2 separate regions of the Homo sapiens genome follow, and region 2 is linked to region 1. Evidence: read pairs that join two places in POLR2A ChIA-PET (ENCODE). Cell type or tissue: OCI-LY7. All regions are shown on one strand. Links, peaks and the distances in the headings refer to the core of each region. The heading gives the core; the rest is flanking DNA. Region 1 overlaps DHRS7 (dehydrogenase/reductase 7). Region 2 overlaps LOC107984642 (a long non-coding RNA gene).

Region 1 (16,258 bases), core at 185-2,684:
GGTCTTGCTTTGTCACCCAGCCTGGAGTGCAGTGGCATGATCATAGCTCACTGCAGCCTCGAACTCCTGGGCTCAGGCAATCCTCCCACCTCAGCCTCCCCAGTAGCTAGGACTACAGGTGCAAACCACCACACCTGGATATTTTTAAACTTTTTGTAGAAACAGGCTCTCACTATGTTCCAGGCTGGTCTTGAACTCCTGGCCTCAAGTGATCCTTCCACCTTGGCCTCTCAAAGTGCTAGGATAACAGATGTGAACTGCCAAGCCCAGCCACATATGGTGAAATTTAAGGGTGACTAATTTTAGACATTAAAATGGTCCAGAAAAATCCATGGCACAAGTCTAGAGGAGGAAAAATTTCAACAGCAGCACATGTGAGCAAAACTCAGGTTTTTGTTAACAGTAACCTCAATAGGAGTCAACTGTGAAGTGGCTGCCAGAAAAGATCAGGCAACCTTGGGTTGCATTTGTAGACCTCAGTGTCTGAAGCAACAACTGCAAACAACAGATGTCTCCTGACTAGCTGCTTGTATGTGCCGGCCTCTGTGCTGGGGCACTGGGGACACTGCAGTGACTGAATCAGCCACAGTCCAGGCCCTCATAGACCCTACCTTCTGGGGGACAAGGGAAGTGATTTTTGACATCTCATCCTGCTCTGCACTGTCCAGACCCTACCGAATCCTGTGTCCTGCCCTAGCCAGCTCCCTTTAATAAAGAGGAACATTAACCAACTAGAATTGGTGCAGGTGGGTGTGAGCAGAAGAGTGAGGAAACCTGATACCATGTCATGTGAGGGAAGGTGGCAGAAATTGGATAGGTTTATTTAGCCTTAGAGAAGGTAAGAGATGAAAGGACTTAGGGAAGACATAATGGCTGTCTTCCCTAACAGCTGTGAGGGATTGTCATTTAGAAGACAGGTTTCATTTCTTTTCTTTTCTTCCTGAAACAGCTTTTTGTAAAACAAGAAAGCAGAATTGCAACACAATTTAAATGTCTGTCTAGGTCACAAAAGGGATGCAAAATGTTTGTAATATGATTAGTATGTATTCATATAGTGAGTCATTCTTACACCTATACATAAGATTATTCCATGATTAAAGGTAGCCCAGCTCTAATAACCATAAGCTATATTAGTGGATCCCTTTTCCTATTATAACATTTTAGTATTACTTCTGATATTGATTCCCTTAACAAATGGAGTCTACAAACTGAATTTTAAAAAATTGTTAAAAGTGACTAAAACTCTGTAAACAGAGGAGTTGAGTTTACAAAAAATTCTGGGAGAACAAGCAGGATAAAACTGAGCAAGATTATCAATAAGTGTACATCTGAAACTCCCATTTTTCACAGTTCTGATACTAATACATTCTTAAGGAATTTTGCAAAAGTTAATCTGCTGAGTAGAAATATACCTTGAGACCAAACTCTTTGTAACTGTTCTCTTCCAGATGTGGTACATAAGATTAGTCAAAGTTGGCCAGATGCGGTAGCTCACGCCTGTAATCCCAGCACTTTGGGAGGCTGAGGTGGGCAAATCGCTAGAGCTCACAAGTTCGAGACCAGCCTAGGCAACATGGCAAAACCTCATATCTACAAAAAAATACACACAAAAAAATTAGCCGGGCATGATGGTACACGCCTGTAGTCCCAGCTACTTGGGAGGCTGAGGTGGGAGGTTGGCTTGAGCCTGAGCCGTGGAGGTTGCAGGGAGCCAAGATCATGCCACTGCACTCCAGCTTGGGTGACAGAGCCAGGCCTTGTCCCCTCCCCCCGTCCCCCCGCCAAAAAACAGGTTAGTCGAGCTTAATCTACTCTCATATATTTCCCAAAAGATCTACTCTGTGCCAGAGATAACAAAAATCTGGAGTGAAAATATTTGGAGTTGGTTACTAGTATTTTCCCAAGTACTTTTCCATCCTATTTCTATTTTCCCTTAAGCTTTTCTATTTTAAACACACACGACCATAATTTATATCTTTTCAGATACAAAGTAGGTAATTTTGTAAAAAAAAAAAAAAAAAAGAAGTTTTTTTTTTGTTTTTTGTTTTTTGAGATAGAGTCTCACTTTGTTGCCCAGGCTGGAGTGCAGGCTCACTGCAAACCCCACCTCCTAGAGGTTCAAGCAATTCTCCCTGCCTCAGCCTCCCAAGTAGCTGGGATTACAGGCACCCACCACCACGCCCAGCTAATTTTTGTATTTTTAGTAGAGATGGGGTTTCGCCATGTTGGCCAGGCTGGGCTTGAACTCCTGATCTCAGGTGATCCTCCTGCCTCGGCCTCCCAAAGTGCTGGGATTACAGGCGTGAGCCACTGTACCTGGCCAAAAAGAAGTTTTTGACAACAAAAAATTATCTTCCCAGATTGACAATTCAGTTTCAATGAAAAATCTTCATTTTTATAGTCTCTTTTTGTTTTCAATTGATTAAAGAGAAACCAGCAATTCTATCTTAGTATTAAATATCACAAATGAGAAGCTCTAGCTGAGAAAATGTCTTCATTTGGTTAAGTTTTGACAATTAAAGTTCAGGTTACTCTCAGAGATGATTAAGTATTAAAATTGCTTTTACAAATATGAAACCAGTTTTTCCCTGGGGGAGGGGAGATAGGAAGGAAGAAGCCAGTGGAGAAGGGGCCCAAGAAGATGGATAGGGTACATGAATCTGTGCAGTCAGTACCTGATTGGGGTCACTTTTTCACAGCATGATGGTTATTTTCTTGTATATCTTACTAAGCCTATAATAAAAGACAGGGCTAAACCCACAAATCAGAGCAAATTTGATAAAACATTCATCTTAAGTTTCATAAATATGTGCTATTCTAAATTAAGTTTCCAATACATTTGCACATTCTCATAGACTAACATAATACACAAACTTATGGAAGTTTCCTGTTATGCTATGAATGTTGCCTACATCTGACATTAGCTTCATAAATATTCAATGAAACCACAAACAAAGGTACTATCACTTTTGAAATCTGTCCAACATATAAAGAAAGGTCAGCAGCAATTCCATAAAACAGAAGGGCTTCAATTCTGTATTTTCTTTTGCTTTTTGTGTCAGTTGTTTGAAAAACACTAGAAGCTGACATGAAATTTTCTGTGTATTGTCTAAGAAACTTGGTTTTCTGATTTTAGCTTGAGATTTTCTTCCGTAACCGCATCTCCTCTGACAGGGAGATCTTGAAGTGTATGTTGGGGTTCCAACACTTGATTAATAAGCTGTGTTTTTCCCTCCAATTCCAAATGATTTTCAGCATCAACTGCATCCATGTCAATATTTGTCGTCTTGGGTAACAAACTTTTGGGCCTTGGATACAAAATCCTTGATGAATGTTTGAGGTGCTGGGAGAGGAAGGGATGGGGAGGATGCCTCAGGCTGGACACTTGGACCCACCGACACCAGAAGTTTGATTTCTTCTTTGTCAAACCACAAGGCAGGATTACTGCCCACTGCTACTGGTTGATAGCATTTAAAAGCTTATCATATCAGTATAAAAAAGATCCCTGGAATGATTAGACTTTCCCAAAAAAGGAGCTGAAGCCTTCAGAGATAATTAGCTTCCTCATCCTGTGAGGGAATTAGAGATGGGTCAAGGGCTTGAGAAGAGAATTCTCAAACTGGAGTGGGGGTTGAACTATCACTTTCCTTTCAACTCTTAAGAATCTACTTTCAGGGGCTCTTAAAGGGAGGCCATTATGTATACCAGATTCTGTGGAATCGGGAAACAAACGGTGCTAAATAAAAAAGTTTCTTCAGGGTGGGAGGAAGAGGCCAGAATTGTGATTGTATTAAAAGTTTACACCATCAGCTTTAAATATTTGCTTATGTGTGTAAATATCAAGAGGTCTTTGTTAGCTCGACACTAGTTAGTAAATCCTGTGTTTCTAAAACAAATGATATTCACTCTAGAGTGTGATGATTGCAGAACTTGGGAACAACAAGTAGTCAATGAATGAATAAATGATTATCTGAATAGATGTTATGTTGTTCTTGATAAAGTCCTATAGGAAGGTGGCCCAATTGTGCCTTTTCACAAAAGTACGTTATATGACAGGAAAGCATTGTAGCCCAGACATAGTATTTGGGATGTTTCCATCCTTAGTTGAGATTTTTTTTTTTTTTTTTTTTTTTCCGACAGAGTCTCACTCTGTCACCCATGCTGGAGTGCAGTGGAGCAATCTTGGCTCACTGCAACCTCTGCCTCCCAGGTTCAAGCAATTCTTGCACCTCAGCCTCCTGAGTAGTTGGGGTTACAACGATGCGCCACCACACCTGGCTAATTTTTGTATTTTTCATAGAGAACAGGTTCCATCATGTTGGCCAGGCTGGTCTCGAACTCCTGGCCTCAAGTGATCTGCCCGCCTTGGCCTCCCAAAGTGCTGGGATTACAGATGTGAGCCACCGTACCTGGCCTTAGTTGAGATATTTACATGGAACCTTTTTCTTAAGGACAAGTGGTATTTTCTTGAATGTCTAAGAAACAGTTGGGTTTTAAAATATTGATCATATGTAAATGTGTATATCATGAAATAGTGGACAGTGTGGGCTTTGGAGCTAGATATACCTGGGCTTATATCCCGGCTCTGCCAGGGTTCTTGGGTGTTTATTCAGTAGTTATTTATGGAGCCTTTTCAATATTCCAGTCTTTGCTAAGCACTGAGGCCACAGCAATGAACAAGGTAGACAGGGTCCTACCCTTAATGGAATCTATGGTCTAGTGGGACAAATTAATCTCTGTAAACCTCAGTTACCTTTTCTGTAAAACTGAGATAATAATACCTTTCCATACAGTTCTGGTGAGGCTTTTAGTAGACAATGTGCTAAGTACATAGGAAGTAATGTAAAAACGTTAAGCCATTAGAATTGGTAACTCTGTTTTCCTGGCTGGAGAAGTTAGGAGACATACGTTATTAAGTGACTGTTCTATGTTTTGCTGTAGTAAAGTCCATCTGTTAAAAAACTTGAGCAATAATTATAATTGACGTTTATTAAACACTGAGTATGTACTAGATACTGCCCTGAGTGCTTTCCATGTTTTAACTCATTTCTCAACAATCCTGTGAAGGATGTGTTCTTATTCATCACATTTCCAGTTGTGGAAAATTAAGGCACCAAGTTCTCACCTGGGAGCATTTCAGTGCTGTGTGTGATGGAGCTGGCATTTGAACCCTGGCAGTCTCCAGGGATGGTACTGTTAACATCACAGTTAGGATTTAGAGCTGTTTAAAACAGTACAATCATTTCCTGATTTTAACTTTTCTGATCTAAAATCGGAAATGTGATGTTAAGTGATACGATATTTGATATTTTTGATAAATAACATATATTTTAGTAAATAAGTCACCCAGGAACTTTGCATAACAGTGACTTTACGGGTTCAGAGAGACAGTGAATATCATCTCCTGAAGTGCTAATAAGTTTTTCATTGGAGAAAAGAATAAACCATTTGTCATTGCTTTAGTACTGTAACATTTGTAGTCTTTTAAGAGGAACATAATTGGAGAAGCAGAGTACAATATTTCATCTCTCTGTAATATGCATTTGTTCTTGGGTGAATTACTATATTCTCCTAAGATGAAAGCTCAGGCATCTGGGGAACATTTTTACAAAATGACCTTGAGCTGATAGGCATCAGGCATTATTGGCAAATGGGGAAAATACTACTTTAAAAATCTAGGATGTTTCCATCAACAGCACAGAACTTGGTATATTTAGATTCTTCATCAACCTCCATTGCAAAATATTAGAATAATAGAATTAAAAACTGGATGTGACCTTCAGCCATCATCTAATCTGAATGCCTCATTTAATGGCTAAGGAAAAGTGAGTCCAGACAGTGATTTTTGTATTTACTTAGCCTGTTTATCTTATCTATCATATTTATCTTACCTGTTTGTGTTAAATAGAGCCTTAGAGTGAAACCATGAGGTTATAAGGCTTACCTTGAAGTAAAGTCTGGAAAAGTCATGAAGGTTCTGTAATATACAAATACTGTGTTGATAACTGTTACTAGTATGATTTGTATTAATGCTTTTTTTTTTTTTTAGTTAAGAAGGAGATGCTTTCTTAGAATATTTCAAATTTTAACTCTATACATCATGCCTTCATATTTAGTGGTATTGTTTAAGGCTTTCTTTTTTTTTTCTAATCTTGGATTTATGAGCGTAATTCATTGCTTATTTTCTTCCTTCCATTTACATTCCTTCCATAGAATGGGAGCTGACTGATATGGTGGTGTGGGTGACTGGAGCCTCGAGTGGAATTGGTGAGGAGCTGGCTTACCAGTTGTCTAAACTAGGAGTTTCTCTTGTGCTGTCAGCCAGAAGAGTGCATGAGCTGGAAAGGGTGAAAAGAAGATGCCTAGGTAAGCGGATCTGAAATAGCAGCGGTGCTTCCTAGAAATAAATCAGTCCAAACTCAAATACAGTTTTGGGACTTTTAGAGAGGAGTGAGATTTCCCCCCGGCTCCAAATGTTCTACATGCTTCATCTCAGTTCCTCTCCTTTTTGCCTTAATTGGCTGCCCTCGCCTTTTTCTTCTTTTCTGCCACCTTTCTATGCTTTTTTTGCACTGACTCTTGGCATTAGGGAGTGACCAACAATTATATAAAATGCTGGTGGATTTTTAGTGACCAAGTATCTTAGATTTTTGTCTTAGAGAAAAAACAGTTGGGTTCTTATCCATGACATACATGTATCTGATCATAGAAATTAGGAAGAATCCTTACTCATTTTATTAAAGTATCAGATATTAAAATCATATGGGATAAGACTTATTATATAGGATAAAAGAACAGGAATGGAATTAGCTTTAAAAAATACAACTTGAGGTAATACTTTCATATTCACATAAAGGGCAACAGTGTTAATATTTTTGTTTGAATTTTGGTGTAGTTATGTTTACTTTTTTCTTTTTGAGATGAAGTCTCACTTTGTTGCCCAGGCTGGAGTACAATGGTGTGATCTTGGCTCATTGCAACTTCCGCCTCACAGGTTCAAGCGATTCTTGTACCTCAGCCTCCTGAGTAGCTGGGGCCACAGACGTGCACCACCACACCCAGCTAATTTTTGTATTTTTAATGGAGACGGGGTTTCACCATGTTGGCCATGCTGGTCTCGACCTCCTGACCTCAGGTGATCTGCCTGCCTCGGCCTCCCAAAATGCTGGGATTACAGGTGTGAGCCACCGCACCCAGCCATTATGTTCACATTGAAAGCAACTTCAAGTATAAAGTTATTATTTTTCATGGAACATTTATTAATAGTACCTAAACTGAGATAATTTTGAATTTTCCAACAGACCATTTTTTGGGCCATCTCTCTACCTGTCATTCTTTTAAATCTTTAACTTTGCTGATCGAGCTAACCACCCAGAAATGAGAGTTAGTTGCCACAGTAGTGCTCAGCAGGGCAACAGGCCTCTTTCATGATACTGCTTTCAAAGGCCTCTTGTGTTTTTGCACTGGGCCACTTCTTTTGATAGTTGTTCCTCTACTGCTGTGACTTGCAAGTCCTGTACTGGTGGAGTAGATGAACCAGGTCAGCATTTCTTACCTGGCACAAGGCTGTTTCCTTTTATCTTGCAGATCTGTAGTGCCCACTTTTTCATTTAATACAGTTGATGTTTCACGCTTAACTCTTTTGCCCATGAAGTCTTTTTACCTCTTCTATTTTCTATACTTGCTTGTTTTTCTTACTGATGTTACTTGTATTTCAAGGTTAGAGTCCAGGAAAATTAGTTTCAGTTGTTCTTTTGATGAACAGAAAGCCAATCACAAAGCAGCAGCATGTTTCTTGGTTGGGAATTTCAGGCATGTGTCCTTTTCCCTGTTTACCTCCAGGAATCCTTAGCCTCTGGAGAGAAGCTTCTATATGTCATTTGACTGTAGGACTCTGAGCTTCTTACTGATTTTAAGCACAAGTAGTTGTTTTGTGTGTAGAAGAGCAACTCATCTTTGTGAGCCTATCACAAAACAAAGGTACCTCTGTACTTCTAAAGAAATTGCTCTAAAATATTTGCTCTTTTCTAGTTTGTAGTATAATCTTGATTTCTATCAGAAATCAAATTGTAAAGTTAGACTGCATATTCAAGTTGCCATTCTACTTCCTGTGAGGCCAGCCAGCTTTTTGTCTGATATAACCACTAGTCCTCTTCCTGACCACCGAGAGGAACTTTCACAGGGCCACCCAGAAATGAGTTTGTTGCCAAGTCCTGTTGCAGGGTGGGTGTTAGTGGGAGTAGCAAGGAGCTTGACTGAACTATGGCATGACTTCCACACAAATTTTTGTCTTTATTTAGAGAATGGCAATTTAAAAGAAAAAGATATACTTGTTTTGCCCCTTGACCTGACCGACACTGGTTCCCATGAAGCGGCTACCAAAGCTGTTCTCCAGGAGTTTGGTAGAGTAAGTAGCATCTTATATTGATATAGTCTTGCTTTGAAGTAACTGCAGAAGAGATTCCCATCCGTGGTGCTGTCATACAAAGGGCTTTAGGCAAGTGGGGTCCATGCAGTGAGATCGGGCCCATGAGTTGGGCCCCTTAATCTCTGAGCCTTTGTCATTATGGAATTAGTACTTTTCATGTCTTAACAAGTACAAATTCCTCCATGTAGAACAAAAGAAGCTAAAAATTCACGGCTGCTTTTATTTATTTATTTATGTATTTTGAGACAAAGTCTTGCTCTGTCGCCCAGGCTGGAGTGCAGTGGTGTGATATCGGTTCACTGCAATCTCCGCCTCCCAGGTTTAAGGGATTCTCCTGCCTCAGCCTCCTGAGTAGCTGGGATTACAGGCATGCACCATCACGCCCAGCTAATTTTTATATTTTTTAGTAGAGATGGGGTTTCACCATGTTGGTCAGGCTGGTCTTGAACTCCTGACCTCATGGTCCACCCTCCTCAGCCTCCCAAAGTGCAGGGATTACAGGCTACTGTGCCCAGCTGGCTGCTTTTATTTATTTTAATGACAATTATTAACTTTCACAAAAAGTCACCTAAAACGGGAATTTAATTCCACAGGTAAATTCAGGGCTTTATTTTATCTTTTTAATTGCTGACTTCTGGAAATATACCATTGTTCCATTGATTCTTTAAGTTAACAAAATAACCAACCATCCATAGGAATTCCATCAATCTATCCACAAGACATCCCCCAAACACCCCTTTTCTGATTTTATTTAACTAGATCGACATTCTGGTCAACAATGGTGGAATGTCCCAGCGTTCTCTGTGCATGGATACCAGCTTGGATGTCTACAGAAAGCTAATAGAGCTTAACTACTTAGGGACGGTGTCCTTGACAAAATGTGTTCTGCCTCACATGATCGAGAGGAAGCAAGGAAAGATTGTTACTGTGAATAGCATCCTGGGTATCATATCTGTACCTCTTTCCATTGGATACTGTGCTAGCAAGCATGCTCTCCGGGTAAGGCTGCTCAAACTCAACTCTGATAGAACTGACTTAAATGTGTATATGGGGGATATGGCCATCACTGTGTGAGGTCCTTGGAACTGGAAGTGATGTGGGGAGACAGAGAGACCCAAGGAGACTTTTGGTAGAGGACACCCCCAGTAGATGCTAAAAAAGACTTGATCCACACATGCCTCTAACTTGTTGAACAAATAAATATGTATCAAGCACTGCATTGTGCCATGTACTACAACAGACCCTGGGGATATAAAGATAATAAGATGTGGTCTCTGCCCTCAAAAAGTGTATCATCTATTTAACATGTTACTCTTCACCTTATCCTTATTCCTACTAAATCTTCATGGAAAATTGGGGGTCCACTTCTCCTTTCTTCTACATACACTTCAGGATGTACTTTTTCCTCCCCATTTCTGTGACTTCTTTTCCTTGCCCCTTGTAGTTGGTGTTTATTTTGCCTGGTCTAATTATATATGCATGTCAGAAATAGGTACTTCCCACAGGATGATTAGTCCTGGTCTCATATCCTTACTGGGAAAAATCTTGACTGTATTCTCTCTGGTTTCATTGGAAGAAGAAAATCTAGTCAAGGCAGAGGCAAGGAGAGAAGCTTGATTTGGACTGCATAACTTACGATGTATAAATATTAGAAATGGATGAATTTTTAATGGTGGCTTAAGACTGGATATAAAGAAATTATAAGGCCAATAGGAAAAGAATGATTAAGGAAGACACAAAATTTATATTTAAAGCTGTTGAAGTCAGTTTAAGTAGAATGTTTCACTGTTGGAATCATGAGATGCAATAGCTACATGGTCATCATGGTTTCATGAAAATTTGAAGCTTTGGTTCTTTAGGACATCTTTTTTCTGCTGCAAAGTGCAGACAATTGCAGACAGTGATGAAGCGGAATGCTATACTGATGATTTCCTCATATTTAGTAACAGGCATCAGTCACTTCCTGTGGAGCAGTTGGGCAAGCCTCAGGCAGGCAGATGAGGGAGGGCGGCCACCCATCTGTTTGGCACCACGTGTCTCATAAGATATGCTGGATGCTTTCAGTAAACACAGATGAGCTGTCTGGCCTGCCCTCCAAGACTCATTATTTTATTACTGGATTTGATCCTATGATAAAATGTGGCAGGTTGAGACTGTAGTTACCAGGAAGCTCTTTTTGAAGAGCACATTTCCTTCTCAGATTCTCAGTAAACTACAGAATTAACTTGTTTATCATTGAAAAGTTTACACACAATACTAGATGTGATTTCAAACAAGGAGAGGTTTTAGTGTTTGATATATTGGCTTGCTTGGTGTCCTCTCTCCTCTTTTGCTACAGAGAGGCAGAAGGTTAAAGTTATGGGAGTTTTCCATTCAATTAGCAAGCTTTTTTTTTTTTTTTGGGTTCATCTCTGAGTCTGGCACTGTATTGGTCTCTGATCATAAACCCTCATAGCCCCTCTGTTTGTTGGGGTCAGCATTTCAGAGCTGATAACTGTTTAACATTTTTGGATCATATACAATGTACTGTGGGTTAGCTGTTTAGGCTTTTCAATAGATAACCCAGCCTTATAACAATGTAGTCTTGGAACATTTCCTAATTTAGGAAGAGATGAGAGGCAGTAGATTTCTGTTTACTCCCCATTGGTTTAGAAATGGTCAGTATCTTTTTAAGTCTAGAAGGTCTAGTCTGTTTTACACAAGTCATTCAGTAGGCAATCATATTACATTTTTAATTAGCCACATACCCTCTTATTACCCAAAAAGATAAATGTTTGCTAAAATGAATTAATACTGTTAAAATAGAAATATAAATGGAAAAAGTTGAATTCATTCTTTCTGATACTTTCTGTGAAGTACTAATCCCATCTTCCTCACCTTTGCCCCAAAAATTTGCACTTTAGACTACTTTGGGGAATAAATAGAAACCTGACCTCAGTGATTCTCAGTGGAGGACATATACCCCTTTTGGAGTGGGGAGAGGAGGACTGGTATGAAGAGCATATATCAGAATCTATAGGGATAGTTCTTTTTACCTATCCAGTGCATGCCTACCATAAAAATCATTGATGGGAAGACCCCTCACTATCAAAGGGGGTGAACCATTTATACCTGGAAAGAGCTGAGAATGTCTGTTCTAGATTGCCTCCAGTCTACTGTTAAAAGTGCCTTATACACTATTCACAATAGCAAAGACTTGGAACCAACTCAAATGTCCATCAATGATGGACTGGATTAAGAAAATGTGGCACATATACACCATGGAATACTATGCATCCATAAAAAAGGATGAGTTCATGTCCTTTGTAGGGGCATGGATGAACCTAGAAACCATCATTCTCAGCAAACTATTGCAAGGACAAAAAACCAAACACTGCATGTTCTCACTCATAGGTGGGAATTGAACAATGAGAACACTTGGACACAGGAAGGGGAACATCACACAGTGGGGCCTGTCATGGGGTGGGGGGAGTGGGGACGGATAGCATTAGGAGATATGCCTAATGTAAATGACCAGTTAATGGGTGCAGCACACCAACGTGGCACATGTATACATATGTAACAAACCTGCATGTTGTGCACATGTACCCTAGAACTTAAAATATAATAATAAAAAAAAGTGCCTAATAAGCTTGCATGATTACACTACCTGTCCTTTACTCACACATTTTAGAACATATTTTGATAAATCATGAGATATGTGTCTGTATTTATTTGCCTTTTTCCTTTTTTTTTTTTTTTGTCTGTTAGGGTTTTTTTAATGGCCTTCGAACAGAACTTGCCACATACCCAGGTATAATAGTTTCTAACATTTGCCCAGGACCTGTGCAATCAAATATTGTGGAGAATTCCCTAGCTGGAGAAGTCACAAAGGTAAAAATTTCTAGTTGGGAATAATTTGAATGTTTACTAGTTATATATTGGCATTATATATTGGTGTTGTATCACTGTATATCATAGTTTTTGCCTTAGAAGTGCTTTTATGTGAATTATTCACAAAACTCCTGCCATTATGAAAATTGTTTATGGAATTTCATTTGCTAAATGCATTGTCTTAATAGTTTGATTTTTATTACAAAAGTGATAATTGTCATTAAGCACATTAGGGTGATGCAATTCTAATTAAAAGCAAAGAATCTTCATCTTTTAGTTAGCCTGCACTATATTATCTAGTAAGCATATGGTTTCTGTTAGGCTTTTTGAAATATTACAAATAGTTTATAAACTCCCATTAGTACCTATGGAGACTCCTAAGGGGCATGAAGCTCCACTAAAGGAACCACTCAACTAGACGGCATTTGAGTCCTTTCTAGCTTAAAGTTATGTGAAATCGCTTGGATAAATTCACTTAATTTTTAACTTTTCTTAGACTATAGGCAATAATGGAGACCAGTCCCACAAGATGACAACCAGTCGTTGTGTGCGGCTGATGTTAATCAGCATGGCCAATGATTTGAAAGAAGTTTGGATCTCAGAACAACCTTTCTTGTTAGTAACATATTTGTGGCAATACATGCCAACCTGGGCCTGGTGGATAACCAACAAGATGGGGAAGAAAAGGATTGAGAACTTTAAGAGTGGTGTGGTAAGACCAATTTCTAAGTTTCTTAATAGTATGTACCAATCTTGCAGGAAGGTACAGAATTTTCCAGTGTTTAAAAAACTTTCTGGCTGGGTGCAGTGGCTCATGTCTGTAATCCCAGCACTTTGGGAGGCCAAGGCAGATCACTTGAGGCCAGGAGTTCAAGACCAACCTGGCCAACATAGTGAAACCCCATCTCTACTAAAAATACAAAAAGTAGCTGGGCATGGTGGTGCATGCCTGTAATCCCAGCTACTCGGGAGGCTGAGGCATGAGAATTGCTTGAACCGAGGAGGCGGAGGTTGCAGTGAGCCAGGATGGTGCCACTGCACTCCAGCCCGGGTGATAGAGCGAGACTCTATTTCAAAATCAAAAAACCTTTCTAACCCTCCACCAATCTCATGATATAAAGAAAAATAAATAAAAAATATTTTATCCCCATGCATATATTTTGGTTTACTATAAATTATTACTAGTCTTGGAGAGAGAAGTTTCTTACAAGGTAAAATCAAATCAAAGATTGCCATGTTTTTCTTCTATACATATTGTTTGACCAGTGTGTGTGTCAAAATGCTCTTTCCCTACTGTTTCTCCCCACCAACTCCTACCCATCCTACCAGTCTCAACTCCCATGTCACCTCCTTGGAATGGTACCTGGCCTTCCCTCCCACTTCTCCCCAGGACCAAGTGCACCTCAGCCCCTATGCTTTCCTGTCAAAGCACTTACTGTGTTGTTAAAACAGATGCATGCAGTTTTACCTCATTCCCGAAGTACTCAGCACATCTAAGATGTGCCTATTCCCCTGTCTAAGGAAATATGCTGATTATCATTCTTTCAGCACTCATTCTTTATAGCAATTAGTCAGGGAATACTATTAACCATTTCTGAGAAATTGTGACCCTCAAAAGAATTTAATTTATAGACAGTACAGGAAATGTAATGAAGTAAACCAAAAATTATAGATGATTATGCAGCAAAAGATTATTGCTGAGGATGGTTTTTACTGTTAGCCTTTGATATACTTTGTTACCACCTTCTTTTAGAAATTAATCAATGGGGATTGACAGATAAAAAAAGAATTATAAAACAAGATCATACTATATATACCTGCAAAAATTTAAGCAATCCACTAATTGTTAGACATTTAATTTATTCCAACTCTTTGCAGGACAGTGAAAATGAATTAGGGGGTAAAAAGTTACAAACACAACAAAATGCTTAAGAGACATAAAAGGTTATCAGACTGGGTCATGACACACTAAAATGTCCAGAGTGTGAAAAATCAAAAAGGAGCTTTTCGTTTTCTACCAAGTAGTAATGTGGAACAGTTTGCTTTGGGCCAGATCCCTTATGAGTGTTTTGGTATTGTTGGGACTTGGTAGTGTGGGTAGAAGCTCTAAAGGTAGAGTTTCATCAAAGAGTATACCTGAGTTTTAAATATGGAGGACAGCTGATGCAGTAGCTTTGTGCCCAGTGATGGAAAGAGTTGAGAGGGACAGGCCACCTTACTACAGAGGAAGCACAGCCTCCTGGCAGAGCATGCAGCCTGGTGCTAGGCTACCTGGGTTCAAATCCCAGCTCTGCCCCATGCCCTTAAAGCAAGTTACTTCTCTATCACTCAGTCTCCCCATCTATTAATATAAGATGGAGATTAATGATGATAATAGTGCCCAGTCACAGGATTGTTATGGGAATTACATGAATTTAATATATGAAAAGCACTTAAAACACAACTTGGAGTGTTCTAAGTGTTAGCTATTGTGCTTTTTCCCCCTTCTCAGCTTGAGTTAGATATAGCAGGATATTCAGCTTCCTTAATGATCAAAGATTTTCTTTATAATTGACACATAAAAATTATATATATTTAAGGTATACATTGTGATGATCTAATATACACTGTAAAATGATTACCACAATCAAGCTAATTAATACATGTCACCCAGTTACCTTTTTTTGTGTGTGGTGAGAACACTTAAAATCTTCTTAGCAAATTTCAAATATGCTATACAGTATTATTAACTGTAGTCACCATGCGGTATATTAGATCCTTAGAATCTGTAAATTATAATAACATAAGTTATTTATCTTATAACTGAAAATATCTACCATTTTTTTTCTTTGAGACAGGGTCTCGCCCTGTCACCCAGGCTGGAGTCTGCAGTGGCGTGATCATGGCTCACTCCCATCTCTACCTCCCAGGCTCAAGCAATCCTCCCACCCCAGCCTCCTGAGTAGCTGAGACTATAGGCGCACACCACCATGCCTGGCTAGGTTTTGTAGTTTTTGTAGAGACGGGTTTTTGCCACGTTGCCCAGGCTAGTCTCAAACTCCTGGGCTCAGGCGATCCACCTACCTTGGCCTCCCAAAGTGTTGGGATCATAGGTGTGAGCCACTGTGCCTGGCCAAAATGTGTACCTTTTGACCAAGATCTCCCCATTTCCTCCATCTTCTGGCTCCTGGCAACCATCATTCTACTCTGCTTTTGAGTATGACTTTTTAGATTCCACAGAAGTGAAATCACATAGTACTTGTTTTTCTGTATCTTGCTTATATCACTTAGCATTAACGTCCATTCATTATCCATGTTTTCACAAATGCCAGGAGTTCCATTGTTTTATGGCTGAAAAATATTCCATTGTGGAATAATATTCCATATATATATATACACACACAGACACACACACACATTTTCTTTATCCATTCATTCACTAATGGACACTTAGGTTGTTTCCATATCTTGGCTATTATGAATAATGCTAAAATGAACATGGGAGTGTAGGTATCACTTCAAGGTACTGATTTCACTTCCTTTAGATTTATACCCTTAAGTGGAATTGCTGGATCAGATGGTAATTCTATTTTTAATTTTTTGAGGAATTTCCGTATTTTCCATAATGTCTGTACTGGTTCACATTCTCAATTTAAATAATAGGGCAGAGAAAGAATATATTATAGAAGTGATTTTTTTTTCAAAGGGGAAAGAGGGACCAGGGACTAGAGAATTTCAGTCCCACTGTAGTAGTACTTCCAGAAATGTCCATATGAAGGATATTTTGTTTTGTTTAGAGAATATCTAACTGTAAAATATAAACATCATTTAGCAAATCTCGCATTTTTTTTACATCTAGGTTTTTCTAAAAAAATGACAGCCTTTTTCTTCCTACCACCATCTTTGAAATATTGCTTATTATATAGTCTTACTACTTTGTCACTCTTTATTATAAGCTGGGCATTCTGTCATTTCTCA
Region 2 (16,258 bases), core at 1,189-3,688, 980 kb after region 1:
TATAGACAAGACCCACTTTTCTCCCCCGAAAGAAGATAGCTTTGAATGTTGCTCTTCTGTCCTCAGCTACTTCTTCCATTTCAAATATTATCTAAAATGAACTCTGACAATATAAATTTTCCCCTGGCCATCAGATCAAGGATATAATCACTGATATTCTAACTAATGGGTAGACTTAATGTAACGCAGTTCATGGTGGAAAAATATTCAGAGAGAAACTTGACCTGGGATGATTCTAAAGGCTCTTCTAATTTTATAACTGTGTAAAGCTTTTAGACTGAAACATAATCAGTGAGCCTGAAATTTATTGAGTCAATAAATTGAATGTGGAGCCTTTCTGTTAAGACAGGGCTTATCCTTGTAGATAAAAGTATGTTACTGAGGCACACTCTGAGGAGTAATTTTAATGGAGAAATCACCTTACAACAAGTTCTCTTGGCTCTTCAGTAATGAAGGAGAAGATGCAGTCTGTCTGAAAACAAAAATTCCATTCTCTTTAACAATATTATAGGGATGTGCCATGTGACATAGTCATCTCCATATAAAGGACAGCATACACAATAGACTGTAAGCACATAAATGTGGAGAAATGCACATGTGAACTGCTCTTCCTATCTAATAGCTATAAATATAGATAATAGATGTAGAAAGAGGGCATTGTGTTTGGAAAAATTATCTGCAAGTGGTGATGGATTTGAACTGATCCCTGCACAGTTTCATTGGTAACCAAGGGAAACAAAGATGGCTCTTTAACATGAGAAATACAGTCTGTAGAACTAGCAGCAGAGGAGGCTTAACCACTTCTTTGGAGACAGAAGGAAACTCACACACACACTCTCTCTCACTCACTTTCATACACAATCATTGTGTATGTTTGCATTTAATTTTTTCTAGGTGGCCAAGTAGTCTCATAAATCATCAAAAACACCCACTCTGTCTAGCTAATTGATATTCTCAGTCAAAATGGGTTTCTTTACTTTCTATCTTTTCATTTTACATAACTGCTGCTGTTCTGAAGACCTTATGAAAAGCCCTGCCTCATCCCATAATCGTGGCCTATTAATTAGGAACCTGTGAGACCACTAAGAACAGATTTGACAGTCTATACAGGTAGGGGATGAGGAGAAGGCACCACGAAGCATTTTGATGATCTTTTAAAATCACCTCTCTCAGTGCTGGTTATAAGGTTTTACTCTAGATACTGGATTTTAGATAAAGGAGGAAATGAGTTATCAACAGAGAGAAAGAAATGAAAGTGTGTAGCCTTGCGTGTACTTTCATGCAATAGCTTGGTGTTTTGCAACAATCAAGGTTGTATGCTAAGCCCAGGTTTGGGATTGTGCCATTCCATTATTTGTGATCCATGTTACTTTGCATATTTGTGTTATTTATTCTCTCTGAGCCTCAGTTTCCTTATTTATAAAATAGGGTTAATAATAATATATATTTCATGAGGTTTTTGAGGATTAAATTAAATGAAGCATGTAAAAATATTTTTCAAACTGAAAAGCACTATACAAATGTTAGTTCTTGATATCATTTGCAATTTTTCCCAAAAGATTATCTCAGAAATGTCAGGCCTAATTATGGAACAAGGTAATAAAAACCCATTTAAATTAAAAATTCTTATTCTTAACAGAGACTATTAGAAAGAATATAGCATGCACATATTATCTCACTCTAATTGGTAAGTAGGCAAAATGTACTTTGAAGACTAAAATGAGAAATTCAGGGTTGAACAGTGCCAGTCCTTGACTTGTTCTCAGATCTATATGTTCTTCCTCAGGATCCCCTGCTGTCCTCAGTAACATAGGGAGCTTTTCCCAAGCTTCCCAGCATGGAGAGGCACTGCTGGGGGATTGTAGGCAGGAGGAAGAGAGAAGCTAGGGAATTTCTTCACTTCCTCAGAGGTGCATTGGGTGATGTTTCTGGCAGTGGCAGCAGCATTTTCCTTGTTGGACTGGTCTGTCATGGTTCCAGCTTCTTCCAGGTCACCCTGGCCTTGTAACACCACCTTCTCCCTTTGTCCCTCTTGCCTAGCGGTAGAGATAGCTTCCTGCTGTTGCTAATCTCTGCGTTGGGTGTTTGGCTTCACAGATCTTCTATCACAGTATGGCCAATTCTCTGGACCACATTATCTCTGTTTTAAATACTACTTAGAATCGTTTCTGTTTTTTTGGTGGAACACTTTAACTGACATACTCACACTTTAGTTAAAGTTCTTTTAGGGGCAGACAACAAGAACTTTCTATGGCCAGTTTATGCAAAACAAAGAATGTAATGGGATTTATTCAAAGGATTAGACAACCAAGGCTCAAGACAAACAGGAACTGGACAAACTAGGAACCTAAGCAGTGGTAGTTTTCAGACCTCTCCAGAGCACTGGTCTACTAGCACTAAGACTCCGAGCTCTTTGTTCCAAATTTCAAATTCCTGAGAGAAGCTTATTGTCCTATGTCAGGCAACAGTCCCTGACTTAATTATCTTAAAGTACAATCCCCAGACCAGCAACATCAGTATCACCTGAGAACTTGTTAGATATGCAGATACTTGGGCCACACCTACACACCTACTGGAAAAGAAGCTTTAGGGATGGGTCCCACCACATGTGTCTTCACAAGTCCTCCAGCTGAGTCAGACACACTTGAATGTTTTTGAACCATGGATCTACAGCAAGCGTAACAAGATTGTGTGGCTCAAATATGATCACTCAGGACCTATCCCCGTGTGTCTGGGAGTCTTCTCAAAAAGGAGAAAGTGTGAATCTGGAAGCCACCCCAAGAGGTGTCAGTTAAAGCTGGTAAATCTATCAGGATCTTAATGGTAAAACTTGGTTCTTCCTGAGGGAGAGGACTTTGTAGCATTCTGAGCCAACTATTCAGTTTAGTCACTAAAAAGGCACTTGGAGGAGATTCATTTCACTGTGTTTAATTGAGAGCTCAGAAAAACTGAAAAAGCGGCATCGGAACAGAACAAGGGAGATGGAGTCATACAGAAACGTGAGAATGGCAACAATACTAAGGTTAGGCACAGTAAGTGGAGGGGTGAAAATACCTCCAGCCACCCAAAACTCTCTCCAGACCAGTCTTATTTGAACAGCTCCTCGGAGTTCAGAAAGAGAAACTCTCCTTTGACATATTTTAGCCGGTCTTCCTGTATAAGCTTCTTCGTAACTGGCTTACTCTTAGTCCATCTGTGAGACCTGTGCTGTTCAATTCTGTAGTCACTGGCCTCATGTGGCTATTTAAATTTCAATTAATTAAAATTGATGAAATTTTAAAACTCAATTACTCAGTCACAGTAGCCACATTTCAAGTGCTCAAGAGCTGTGTGAGGCCAGTGGCTACCATACAGGACATCACAGATACAGAGTATTCCCATTACTTCTTCAGAAAGTTCTGTTGGACAGCACTGCTACACATTTGTTCACTAATGACTGTTTAGATTCTTTCATGCTGAAATCCACCTTCTTTTCTTCTTCTTCCCCAAGTCAAATTCTGAAGAGAGAGAAAATGAAGAGACAAAGAGAAAGGATATATAATTGTTCTAGTTCACCAACTGAAGCTAGAACATATAATAAATCACTGGCCATCACGAAAAAGACAGCCCAACTAATGCTTAAATTCATTTGTCAGCAGGAAAATATAAATTAAGACTATAATGGGATACCACTACATACCCATCACATTGGTTAAAATTAAAAGGACCAACTATACTAAGCATTGCCAAAGATAAGAAACAAATCTTACACTGCTAGTGAAACTGTAAACTGGTAAAACTGCTTTGGAAAAATCTTTATTAGTATTTGCTAAGCATGAGCATACACATCCTTTATGGCTGAGCAATTTCACTGCTAGCAATATACCTAACAGAGTTGTGTATATGTGTTCACCAAAAGTTACCTATTCAAATGTTCATAGTTATGCTATTCATATATTCATACATGTATTCATATAGCCTAGGGTTGCCATACAATATTTGGGATATACTTACACTAAAAATATTTATTGTTTGTCTGAAATTCAAATTTAAGGAGACATTAGGTATTTTTATTTGCTAAATCTGGCAACTCCATGATAGCCCCAAACTAAAATCAACACAGTTGCTCATCAACGGTACAGTGGATAAATAGATTGTGGCATAGGCACATAATACTATATCGCAGGGGTTGGCAAACTTTTTTCTGTAAGGGGCCAGATAGTAAATATTTTAGGCTTTGAGGGCCATATGATCTCTGTTACAGTTACTCAGTGCTGCCATTGTAGCATGAAAGCAGTCGTAGACATAAAGGAATGAGTATGGCTGTGTTCCAATAAAGCTTTATTTACAAAACAGTCAGCTGGCCTGTAAGCCTGTAAGCCATAGTTTGCCAACCCGTGCTATCTGGCTATGAGAATTAACAAGCTATGTCTACGTGTGAAAATAGGAGGAACCGCACCAAAAAACACTGAGTAAAAAGAGTATATACTGTATGATTCCACTTATGTAACATTTTTTTAAAGAGGTAAAGCCATTGATAGTGTTAGAAGACAGAGTAACAGTTACCTTTAGGGGATAGTAATAGAAGAGAACATGAGAGGTCTCTGGGATGCTGGTATTTTTTATCTGGGTGCTGTTTATGTGGCTACTTTATTTTGTGAAAATTTATCATGCTGTACACTTAAGATTTGTGTCCACTTATGTATATACATATTAAAATAAAATATTTATATGAATTAAATACTAGGCCAAATTATCTCAAGATCATTCCCATAAGAAATTGTTTTATGTATTCTGGTACCCAAGTTTTTTAATATATTTTTCTAATTATAATGGTTATTCATGTCTTTTGTAAAGAATTTAGAAAATATTGCTACTTAAGGCCATAAAAATCACCCATGAGCCAACAAACGAGGGAGAAATATTAACATTTCTCCCTCCACTCCCCACCATCTTCCCTCTCATTGGATTTTTTTACATCATTAGCATTTTGAGTGCTATGTGATATTTTATTTTGGGAAGATAACCATTTGTTCTTGTTATTTATTTTTTATTTCATAATTATAAACTTAACTCTGTAATCCAGCTAGACTTAGAGAATAAGGAAAATATGGAACCCAAAGAATTGCAACAAGAGCACAAAGATAATGGACATTGCAAACAGATGGGATGGAGGGATACTCTCTTGAGCTACAGAAAGAACAGTGTGGTGGCTAAGATAAAACACAAGCCAAATTTATTAGAGTTGTCCACAGTTAGCAATGGCGATCTTCTTGTTGGTCTTGCCATTTCTGGACCCAAAGCACTCTGTGCCTTCCAAGATATTCCTTCTGTCTTTACCTTGCCAAAAAACCACATGCTTGCCATCCAACCACTCAGGCCCAGCTGTGCAGATGATAGACTGGAACTGTTGATGTTGGGTTCAGAATTTGCCATGGACAAGATGCCAGGACCTGTATGTGTCAGGATGAAGTTCTCATCCTCAAATTTCTCCCCGTAGATGGACTTGTGTCAGTACCACTATGGCATATGAAGTCACCACCCTGGCATAAAACCCCTGGAATAATTCTGTGAAAGCAGGAATACTTCTTTTCTCTCCAGTGGTCAAAGATCTAGGGGGTTAGGACTCCAGCATATGAATCAACATATGAATTGGGTGTGGGGGAATACAGTTCAACCCATAATAGTCAGAATACAAAAGTTGTCTGCTATCTCTGGAACCGTCTGCAAACAGCTCAAGGAAGGAGATGTGGCCCCAGGGCTCGCCATCCACTGTGACGTGGAAGAACAATGTGGCTCTATAGCATATGTTAGGTGTATTGGTTTGCTAGGGCTGCTGTAACAAAGTACCACAGAAATGTATTGTCTCACAGTTCTGGGGGCTACAAGTCCAAAATCAAGCCCTGTCTGTAGGGTTGGTTCCTTCTGAGGGCTGTAGGGGAAGGATGTGTTCCAGGCCTCTCTCCTTGGCTTGTAGATGGCCATCTACTTTCTATTATCCTCCTTCTATGCATGTCTATCTCTGTGACCAAATTTACCCTTTTTATAAAGATACCAGTCATATTGGATTAAGACCCACCCTGGCCAGGGGCAGTGGTCCATGCCTGTAGTCCCAGTGCTTTGGGAGGCCGAGGCGGGAGAATTGCTTGAGTTCAGAAGTTCAAGACTAGCCTGGGCAACATAGCAAGACCCCGTCTCTACAAAAAATACAAAAATTAGTCACGTTTGGTGGTCATGCTTGTGGTCCCAGCTATTTGGGAGACGGAGGTGGGAGGATCACTTGAGCCTGGGAGGTTGAGGCTGCAGGGAGCTGAGATCATGCCACTGCACTCCAGCCTGGGTGATGCAGTAAACCCCGTCTCAAGAAAAAACCAAACCAAACCAAACCAAATCAAAAAAACAGCAAAAGACCCACCCTAATGACCTCACTTTAATTTGACTGCCTCTGCAAAGACCCTTTTTCCAAATAAAGTCACACTCTAAGATCCTGGGGATTAAGACTTCAGCATATGAGTCAACATATGAATTGAGTGTGGGGGAATACAATTCAACCCATAATACTCAGTAAACACAAATAAGGGAAAACTGACTTTCTAGGTCTCAGCACCAGTGTTTTGCATGTCATAGTCACATAGATGTTAAAGCTGTTGAACATCTGATTAGGAAATATAGATAGGATCAAAAAACTGAATATAGCAACCTGAAACTTTTCAAAAATAATGGAAATAAAAAACAGAGGGTGTTTCCTGAGTTATGTGGAAGCCATGGTGCTGTTTTGGGGTGTGAAGGCTGAGGTCTTGCCTCTAGGTATCCAGCCCTGTCACTCTTGATCAGGAATTCTCAGATGAAGACTCTGCCGACCTTCCATTGGTAAAAATTCCCTGGTCATACATTTTAGACAAACCATCCCAAGTTAGCTTTCAAAATATCCCCTATTGAGGGTGTCATACAATTTTCATTTTCTTTTTCTCTTTAAAGGTCAAATCTCTGCATGGGCTCTTTAACCCTAAAATGGGCAGTCCATGTGTGGCAAAACCTTGTCTACAAGTAAAAGATGGGCTGAGTGGACAGAAAGAATTCTGTTTACTCTTTTGGTTTCTGTAACTTTCTTTGCCGGGAGTTATCCTGGCACACGTGTTCTGTTTCGTGGCAGAAATATTACAGCGTGTAGGATTTATTTAAGAGGCTTCTTTCACAGCAGGTTGTGCTAGCACTTAGACATTGGATTTTAAGATTAGGGATGACTTTAGTCCTGTATTACATGAGAACCTTGTGATGTGGAATTTCTCATGGAAAGCCACACTTCAGTACAATATGTCATGGCATATTATCTTTGAGAGTATTTTCTCTTCACCAAACTGTGATTGTAACCTTTTCTCTCGGGTTGTCTGTGCCCTCTCCCTGTGTCTCAAGCTCCTAAAATAATATTTTGGGTTGTCAGAAGACTAACCACCCAGTTAAAGGGGAAAGGGAGATATTGGAATGCTTCTTTCTGGCTTTGCTTTCTTGCGAGTGACAGGTTTTCTTCTCTGGGATTTATGTTATTGTTTTAGAAAATTATACTCATTTAAATCTAAACATAGTTAACGCAAGCAAAATATAACCCCATTACTTTTCACACACGTGTAACAGTGATTCTGAATAACAGGGTCAACTCCCTCTTGACTTAGGCATGTAAGTTAACTATGCTTGAAGCTACACTACCTCTGGCTACAAGCACGCTAGAATTTGCAAGTTGAGCAGCTTTGAGTAAGGTCAATGCTAGGATGGGAATCTCTAACAAAAACCCAGACGTATCAGAGATGAACATAGGATTTTAAGTGTTTGATTGTGTCCCAATTCACTTGTGGCAGATCCTTACAGCCATCATTTCAGAAAGCCTTGTCACAAGGCACATCCCTACTTAACGTTCAGGTGAAGAGTTCCCTGCTCAAGGTAGATGCACATCGGTGGTATGCTGGGAACCCACAGCCCTGCCTCACAAAACCCATTGTCAAATTTGGGAAATTTTGTGAGCCAATTGTTAAACACAGCTGATATTAAAAATTAAATTGTATAAACATAATTATATTATATTGAAAACAAAGGTAATAAATACTCTAAGGTCATCACTTGTTAATTGTTACTCATTTTACTATTATTTGTGCTCTTGTGGTCCCTCTGAATCTGAGTGCTGGAAGTACTGTCATGATGTGTTACTGTACATCTCTCCCCAACCTCACATTCAGTGATGTCACACTGGTAGCAAGACATCAGTCGTAATGGGAGTATTTCCAACAAAGAAATCTGCAGATGCTACAAATTAGGGCTTCCCTCACAGATCCAGTTGTTAAATGCTTACTGGCATCCCCATCTCCTTGTATTTGTTTTTTTGTTGTTATTTAAATAATTTCAACTTTTATTTTGGATGCAGGGGGTACAGGTGCAGGCTTGTTACATTTGTAATAGAAGAGAATAACTGCTATGCAATGCTCTGCATTTTTCCCTTGTGATTTCATTTTGCTGTTGGGTTCTAGAAATGGAGATGCTAAGCATGTGTCACTGTACTCAACTTGGGCAGAAGTAAGGGTGATATTGTATCATGAGCTGAGAAGAGCCCAGTTCCTTAGTGGGTTCAAGAGCTGAGCATTTTCCCTCAAACAGGAAAGAGGCATTTGGTGATAGGTTTCACAGTGGGTAGTGGTTTTGAACGAGGAAGAAAAGGAAGTCAGCCTGGGACTGCTGTAGGTATCAGATGGAACACAGAGAAAATTCCCAGATGGCTGCACTAGCACTGAGGCTGCCTGACCACACAGGACCCCACATACTATCCATAAAAACATTTTCATGAATCTGCAAAATAATGATGAAAATAATCTTAAAAAGACAATGTAGAGAATTTTTTATGAAATGAAATGTTTTTATATAAAGGACTATCTTTATGCTGGGATCATAGGTTAATTATGTCAAGAGTTATAAACACTACTGTATTAGAAGTCTGAGGCAATTAAGAGGATGCAAATTATATACAGCCATGTGCCACATAATGATAGACCACCTATATGATGGTCCCATAAGATTCAAATACCATACTTTATATGACGGTCCATATATGGTGATCACATAAGATTATAATACCATCCCATAAGATTATAATACTGTACCTTCTCTGTTTAGATGTGTTTAGATACACACATACTGTTGTATTACAATTGCCTGTGGTATTCAGTACCATAACATGCTGCACAGCAGAGTCACGTGCTCCCAATGCCTAGAAGCAACAGGCTATACCATATAGCCTAGGTGTGTAGTGGGCGAAATCATCTAGGTTTTTATAAGTACACTCCATGATGTTCACACAATGAAATCGCCTAATGATGTATTTCTCAGGACATATCTTGTCGTTAAACGATACATGACTATAGATGGGTTGTTTACATCTTAAGAATTATTTTGTCCTAAAAGTCTGTTTTGTCCCCATTTCCCCCACTTGCATTAGGGAATATCTCTTTTTTCTTAAAAAAAAAAAAAAAAGATCAGTGATCAAGTTTCCAGGCTAGACAACAAAAGCAAATGCATCCTAGAAAAGAGTTGAGTCATAGCATTGATCTTGTTTGCCTGAGGTCTGAATGGTTGGGGAAGGGAGAAGTCCTTGCAGGAATGAGAGGCGTGAGGGAGGAAACAGCATATATTATCCTTCTTCTAAGCCAATGGATGGTGCCCTAGGAAAACTGGAACCAGTTGGAGTTTGTCCTCAACATTCCTCTCACCTCCCTTTATGGCTTGCTCTCAGTAGCTGGTATGCCTTCTCACAAGGCCCTCATTCCCTCCTGGCACTCTGCATTCTCCACCATGGCACCTTGCAGGTCTGTCTGAATTCCTAAAGTGCTACAAATTCCAAAAATTACTTGCTCCCTTCTCCTCGCAGTCAGCCCATCCATTTATTTTTCCAGCACAGTATCTCAGGTGTTATTGAACAGATGTACACAATTACGTGAAGGACTGATGGCCCCTACATTCACAGAATTATTTTTATTTTTAGGAATCTTATAATTCAGATTATCTCCAATTGGCAGTATATTATGAAATTTAAAAAACACACACACAAGACAGAGTAAGAGTTTGGGAGCAAAGAATATTGGAATAGGGAGGAACAGGGCAGGTCCCACAGAGAGGCACATTGTTAATGAATTGCTTAATCCCTCAAAATGTGTTTATGATTTTCAAAAACTCCTCCCTTTGACCCACAGATTTTCCTGAACTGGCAAAAGCTGGATTTTAGCTAATCCTTGTTTTGATAATTGCTCACTGGTACAAGCAGCCCCAGAAAAACAAATGTCTCAAGATTAAACATTACAATCCTCTAAACTTTTTCAGATTCATACTTGAAAACCTTCACATTTCCCATAAGGGGTTCTTATGGGAATGGTGACGCCTCCAGCTATAAACGGAGGGTGGTGTCAGGTGAACTCTGCCTCTGTGTGTGTGTGTGACTGCACATGTGCACATATATGTGCTGGGGTATGTTGCAGATGTATGGGTACATGCGCAAGCTATTTATCATTTTATAAGAAGCGCTCAATATGTAATTAAACACATAGAGTCACAGTGGGTTCTAGCTTTCCCCAGTCTGGAAGATACGTCTTAGCTCTAAAATCCATACTCACATCTGAAATTCCTTCTGTCCAGCTATTACCTTCCTAGATCAAGTTCTTCCCTCTATGATTACTGAATGTGTATTCTATTTATAATTCTAATCTCATTGCTTCTTTTTTTCTAGTTAAATATATTCTGGCTGGCGTGGTGGCTCATGCCTGTAATCCCAGCATTTTAAAAGGCTGAGGCACGTGGATTACCTGAGGTCAGGAGTTCGAGACCAGCCTGGCTAACATGGTGAAACCCCGTTTCTATTAAAAATACAAAAAATTAGCCGGGTGCAGTGGTGCCTGCCTGTAATCCCAGCTACTTGGGAGGCTGAGGCAGGAGAATCGCTTGAACCCGGGAGGCAGAGGTTGCAGTGAGCCAAGATTGCACCATTGCACTCCAGCTTGGGCAACAAGAGTGAAACTCTTGTCTCAAATAGATATACATATATATATGTACATATATGTATATATATGTACATATATGTATATATATGTATAGATATATCATATATATTATTATATATATAAGATATATATAAGATATATATAATACATATTATATATAATAATGTTATATATACATATTCATATATATATACACATATATTCTTATTCCCCAAGTTTTCTACAAAACAGGTGTCTTTTGGTGCTTGAGCTGCCTTGAGCGCTATTGTTCGGTGTTAACCAGAATTCTAGTACCATCTGTAGATCAGCATTTACTCATTAGTAATAAATTCTCATCAACAAGCAATAATTCTTCGTCTACAAATGTGAACACTAATGAAAAACCACAAATACTGATGAGCAACCATCTGGTGGGACCAATAGAAGAGAGTGTGCACTGATGGTGATCATTGTGGTTCGTCTCTGCTGTATGGCAGATCTTTATTTTACAGGCATAGTGGGTGAGCAGCCATGCAACGAGTGCATAGAGTGCAACATGTTCCCCAATCTTGAGGAACTGAGAGACTGAAAACTAAAAATAAGAGTGCATCTCTCATTTCACCACAGAAAACTTCAGCAGAGAAAAGGAGGGGAATCTTTTAGCAACTTCAGTGCAAGTCAGACAGAGACTTTTTCAAAAGCAAACCATGTTTCTGTTTGGGCTAGGTTAAATGGCAATGGAGTGGCCACTGTCTATTATATTTTTTGCTAGGCAGCACCTGCTTACTTTTCAATCGAGAGGATTGCTGTCAGAAATATAATACAAGCCGCCACATGTGTACTTCAAGATTCTCTAGTAGTCATGTTTAAAAAGTACAAAGAAACAGAAGAAATCTATTTTAATAATATATTTAAACAGATACATAACAATATTACTTCAACACACAATCAATTTTAAAATAATGAAATCATTTACACTTTTTTTTTTTACTAAGTCTTCAACATCAGTTTGTTTTTTATACTTGTAGCACGTATCAGTTCAGACTAGCCACATTTCAAGTGCCCAATAACTTTATGTGGCCAGTGGGTACCAGAGGGAGCAATGCAAGTCTAGAACATTCCACCCCAGAGGGTGCTCCGTGTGTACCTCTGCTCACATTTACTGAGGATGGAGCACTTCACTTTCTTGTTCTATCACCACCTCCTATAGCCAGAAATTGGCCGCAGGCAGGAAAGGGATAGTGAAAACCTTTTTTTGTTTGTTTGTTTTTTGAGATGGAGTTTCACTCTCGTTGCCCAGGCTGGAGTGTAATGGCGCGATCTTGGCTCACTACAACCTCGGCCTCCCAGGTTCAAGCGATTCTCCTGTCTCAGCCTCCCTAGTAGCTGGGATTACAGGCGCATACTACCATGACTGGCTAATTTTTGTATTTTTAGTAGAGACGGGGTTTCATCATATTAATCAGGCTGGTCTCGAACTCCTGACCTCAGGTGATCCACCTGCCTCGGCCTCCCAAAGTTCTGGGGTTACAGGTGTGAGCCACCATGCCCAGCCGGGAAAACCATTTAAAACGTCTTCATAGAGGCCGTTTAGCCATGCTTGTTATCATCTTAAGGTGCATTAAGACTGAAGAGGGTCCTTTGTCAGAAGCAGACTTTCTTTATGATGGATCAGAGGCATTCTCTGCATTCTAGGGAGTTTGATCCATGTCCTAGCATGCTCATCACCCATTTGATGGGCCTAGGCCTGGCGTTTCACACAGCATTTCAAATTTTAGTGTGCATAGGAATCTGTGTGTGCCAGGACCTAGCACATCCTGAGAGTCAGGCCCCATGTGAAGCTTTATTTTTAACAAGCACTCTAGGTCATTCTGGGGAAGGAGGTCTGGCTCTCTGTCATTTAGAAATAACTGGTGAGGACTAGAACTCAGGTTCCTATACCTGGAACTTGTTGCTCTGTGTTGTCAGCTGTCTCATATGAGGAGGTAGCACAACAAATCACTTGCATTTTAGTAGGAAATTTTGTCTCAGATTATTTTTGCTCATCAGAAAGTTCCATTTGGCAACATGAAATTCTGTGTCTCCATGGGAAAAGCCGTTGCTAGACAGGTTTTTAAAATGATAATGAAAGGAATTTACAGAAGCTAAATTAAAACACTGAATATCACCTAGGGTGATACTAGGTTTAATATCGACTTCTCTTGTTTCCCTATTCTCGATAGACTGTTTATTTCTTTGATTAACTTTATTACTTAATTAGTGAGGCTCTCTTCAGAGAAGCCCTTGAAATGTGGCTAGTCTGAACTATGTGCTGCAAGTATATGCATAAAGGAAGTTACCCACGGGCACATCACTTGGAAATGTTTGCTTTTCACAAAAATGGATTCCTAACATAAATTCTGTTTGCATTTGCTTTTTTAAACTTTAATAATTACGTTAAACTTTGCTTTAGTTTTTAAATGTCTGCGTCTATATTATTTATTTATTTATTTATTTATTTTTGAGACGGAGTCTTGCTCTGTCACCAGGCTGGAGTGCAGAGGTGAAATCTCGGCTCACTGCAACTTCCGCCTCCCGGGTTCAAGCAATTCCCCTGCCTCAGCCTCCCAAGTAGCTGGGTCTACAGGCGCGCACCATCATGCCAGGCTAATTTTTTGTATTTTAGTAGAGACAGGGTTTCACCATGTTGGCCAGGCTGGTCTCCATCTCCTGACCTCACGATCTGCCGCCTCAGCCTCCCAAAGTGCTGGGATTACAGGCGTAAGCTACCGCGCCTGGCCCATTATTTTTAATAATAGTTTCTTCTATGGTATAAAATAATTTAATTAACATTCTATTTTGGAACTTTTAAGTTGTTTTAAATTTTCTTTTGTTTTCTTTTTTTTATAGAGACAGGGTCTCACTGTGTTGCCCAGACTGGTCTCGAACCCCTGGGCTCAAGCAAAAGTGCTGGGATTATAGGCATGAGCCACTGCATCTGGCCTCCTTTTCTTTTTATTAACAAGGCTGTGGTAAAGATTCTTCATATGCATCTCTGGGTGATGAGCTTGGATTTTTAATAAACAAAAATGTAGAAGCAGAAACTAACAACACTCATTTTCCACTGCCCAGAATTAATGACTGCCAATGTTTCAACACATCATTTCCCAGTCTTTTCATACATAAAAATATACAAATATTCTTCTTTTAAAACATATAAAAATATACAAATATTTTTTCTTTTTTCTTTTTTTTAAAAAAAAGGTGAGACTGTTCCAGGTAAAATGAAAATTCCCTTTGGCCACCACTTACTATTCTGGTCCCCTCCCTTCTCTCTTCAGAGGAAATAACTGAGTTGGTACATAGTGCAACCCACTTTTATACATTTATATTATATATGTATCAAAAACATTTACTAATGCCTTGTGTTTTTTACATAAGTGATGTTGTTCTGCAAATATGATCCTGCAGTTTGCTTTTCCCATTCAGAAATTTTTTTGAGATCCATTCCCATGTAGTTAGACATATATGTAATTCATTCCTTTATTGTATGACTTCATATCTCTTATTTGTCTCTTACATGTGGAAATTTAGGCTGCCCCCTGTTTTTTTCCATTACAAATAATACATGAACATGCATGTGTTTATATGCTTTTCTTTGTGAGTGTGTATATTTTTTTCTAGGTTAGACACCCAAAAGTAGAATTATTGAGTTACAGAGTATATTTAGTATTTTTTTAATAGGCAGTGTCAAATTTGTCTTCCAAAGGGAGTAAAGTCATTCCCCTTTATCTGTGGTTTCATTTTCTGTGGTTTCAGTTACCCACAGTCAACCTCAGTCTGAAAATATTAAATGGAAAATTCCAGAAATAATTCTTAAGTTTTAAATTGTGCATCGTTCTGAGTAGCATGATAAAATCTTGCACTGTCCCACTCCTTCCCACCTGAGACATGAATTGTCTCTTTGTCCAGTGTATCCATGCTGTATAGTATGTACATAGAGGAAAAAACAGTATATATAGGATTTGGTATGATCAAAGGTTTCAGGCATCCACTGAGGGTCTTGGAACGTATCCCTCACAGATAAAGGGGGACTACTGTATACCAATTTAGCTTTCAAACACCAAAATATATCTGTATTTTCAGAATCTTGCCAGTGCTTGACATTGGAAAAACTTATAATTTTTGACAGTCTTATGGATGAAAGATAGCATATTGTTTTGATTGGAGTTTCTCAGATTAGTAGTGTAGGGAAGCATCTTTTCAATCTTTGTTAGCTAAACATACACTATGTACAATTATCTGATTGTATTCTTAGAAAAAAATTCTCAACTGGTCAAAGGCTATATTTTAAGGCTTTCAGAATATAGTTGGAAATTTCCATCCCAAAATTTTGTAACCGTTTATACTGTATTTATCTTGTCAAAACCATGATAAATAATCCATTTTCCAGACTCTCACACAACTCTGGATTATTCACTTTAATCTTTGCTCATCCAACAAGTACAAAGTGTAAATTACTTTAATTTTTTCATGTCTTTGAGTACTGGCAAGGTTAAGTAGTTTTTCTATTAAAAAATACCTTCACATTTCTTCTTTTATATATATCACAGTTCATTACTTTAGCCAACTTTTATATTGGGGTATTCTTTTTCTTATTTACCCACTGTCATATAATTTATGAATATCTTTCCAGTTTGACTCCTCTTTTAACTTTGTTTTTGGAAGTTTTATTATATCTATATATTTTTAAATTTTTAGGTATTTAAATATTAATATAGTTCCATAATATTTTCTTTCTCTTTTATTTTAAAGAACTTTTATTTCTAATCTCAAAATGCATTTTTATTGTAAAAAAAATGTTAAAGGCCTCTAATCCCAGTACTTTAGGAGGCCAAGACGGGCAGATCATGAGGTCAGGAGATTGAGACCAGCCTGGCCAATATGGTGAAACCCCATCTCTACTAAAAATACAAAAATTAGCTGGGCATGGTGGCGCACACCTGTAGTCCCAGCAACTCAGGAGGCTGAGGAAGGAGAATCGCTTGAACCCGGGAGGTGGAGGTTGCAGTGAGCCGAGATTGCGCCACTACACTCCTGCCTGGTGACAGAGCAAGACTCTGTCTCAAAAAAAAGAAAGAAAGAAAGAAAGGCGTGTGTTTATTATTACATATTATCATGATACATATTGTATGTACATATATTTAGCTTTATTGAGATATATTTTGCATACCTTAAAATTCATCCACTTAAAGTGTATCATTCAGTGACTTTTAGTATATTCCTAGTTA

Evidence for each region. ChIA-PET counts read pairs that join two places held together with the same protein. Peaks named below come from ENCODE experiments on the same cell type or tissue, not always from the same donor. Only the 100,000 strongest peaks of a DNase experiment are listed, where the experiment ranks them.
Region 2: POLR2A ChIA-PET joins it to region 1 with 6 read pairs; 2 of 35 experiments call an interaction of 5 or more read pairs at or near these places.

What each region holds. Positions count from the first base shown.
Region 1 is chr14:60,146,108-60,162,365 of GRCh38, reverse strand. DHRS7 (dehydrogenase/reductase 7) reads left to right here. Exons shown (of 7, transcript NM_016029.4): 2 at 6,214-6,366; 3 at 8,301-8,407; 4 at 9,188-9,427; 5 at 12,179-12,301; 6 at 12,798-13,013. PCNX4 (pecanex 4) reads right to left here. Exons shown (of 11, transcript NM_001330177.2): 11 at 14,145-16,258. It also overlaps the pseudogene SCOCP1. Among named protein-coding and RNA genes, the nearest start is that of DHRS7, 11 kb to the left of the region's middle. In OCI-LY7, for the core only: no CTCF peak of the experiment used is centred there; no DNase peak of the experiment used is centred there.
Region 2 is chr14:59,170,902-59,187,159 of GRCh38, reverse strand. LOC107984642 (a long non-coding RNA gene) reads right to left here. Exons shown (of 2, transcript XR_001750928.1): 2 at 2,913-3,497. It also overlaps the pseudogene PPIAP5. Among named protein-coding and RNA genes, the nearest start is that of DAAM1, 9.6 kb to the left of the region's middle. In OCI-LY7, for the core only: no CTCF peak of the experiment used is centred there; no DNase peak of the experiment used is centred there; H3K4me3 peaks cover 214 bases; H3K27ac peaks cover 115 bases.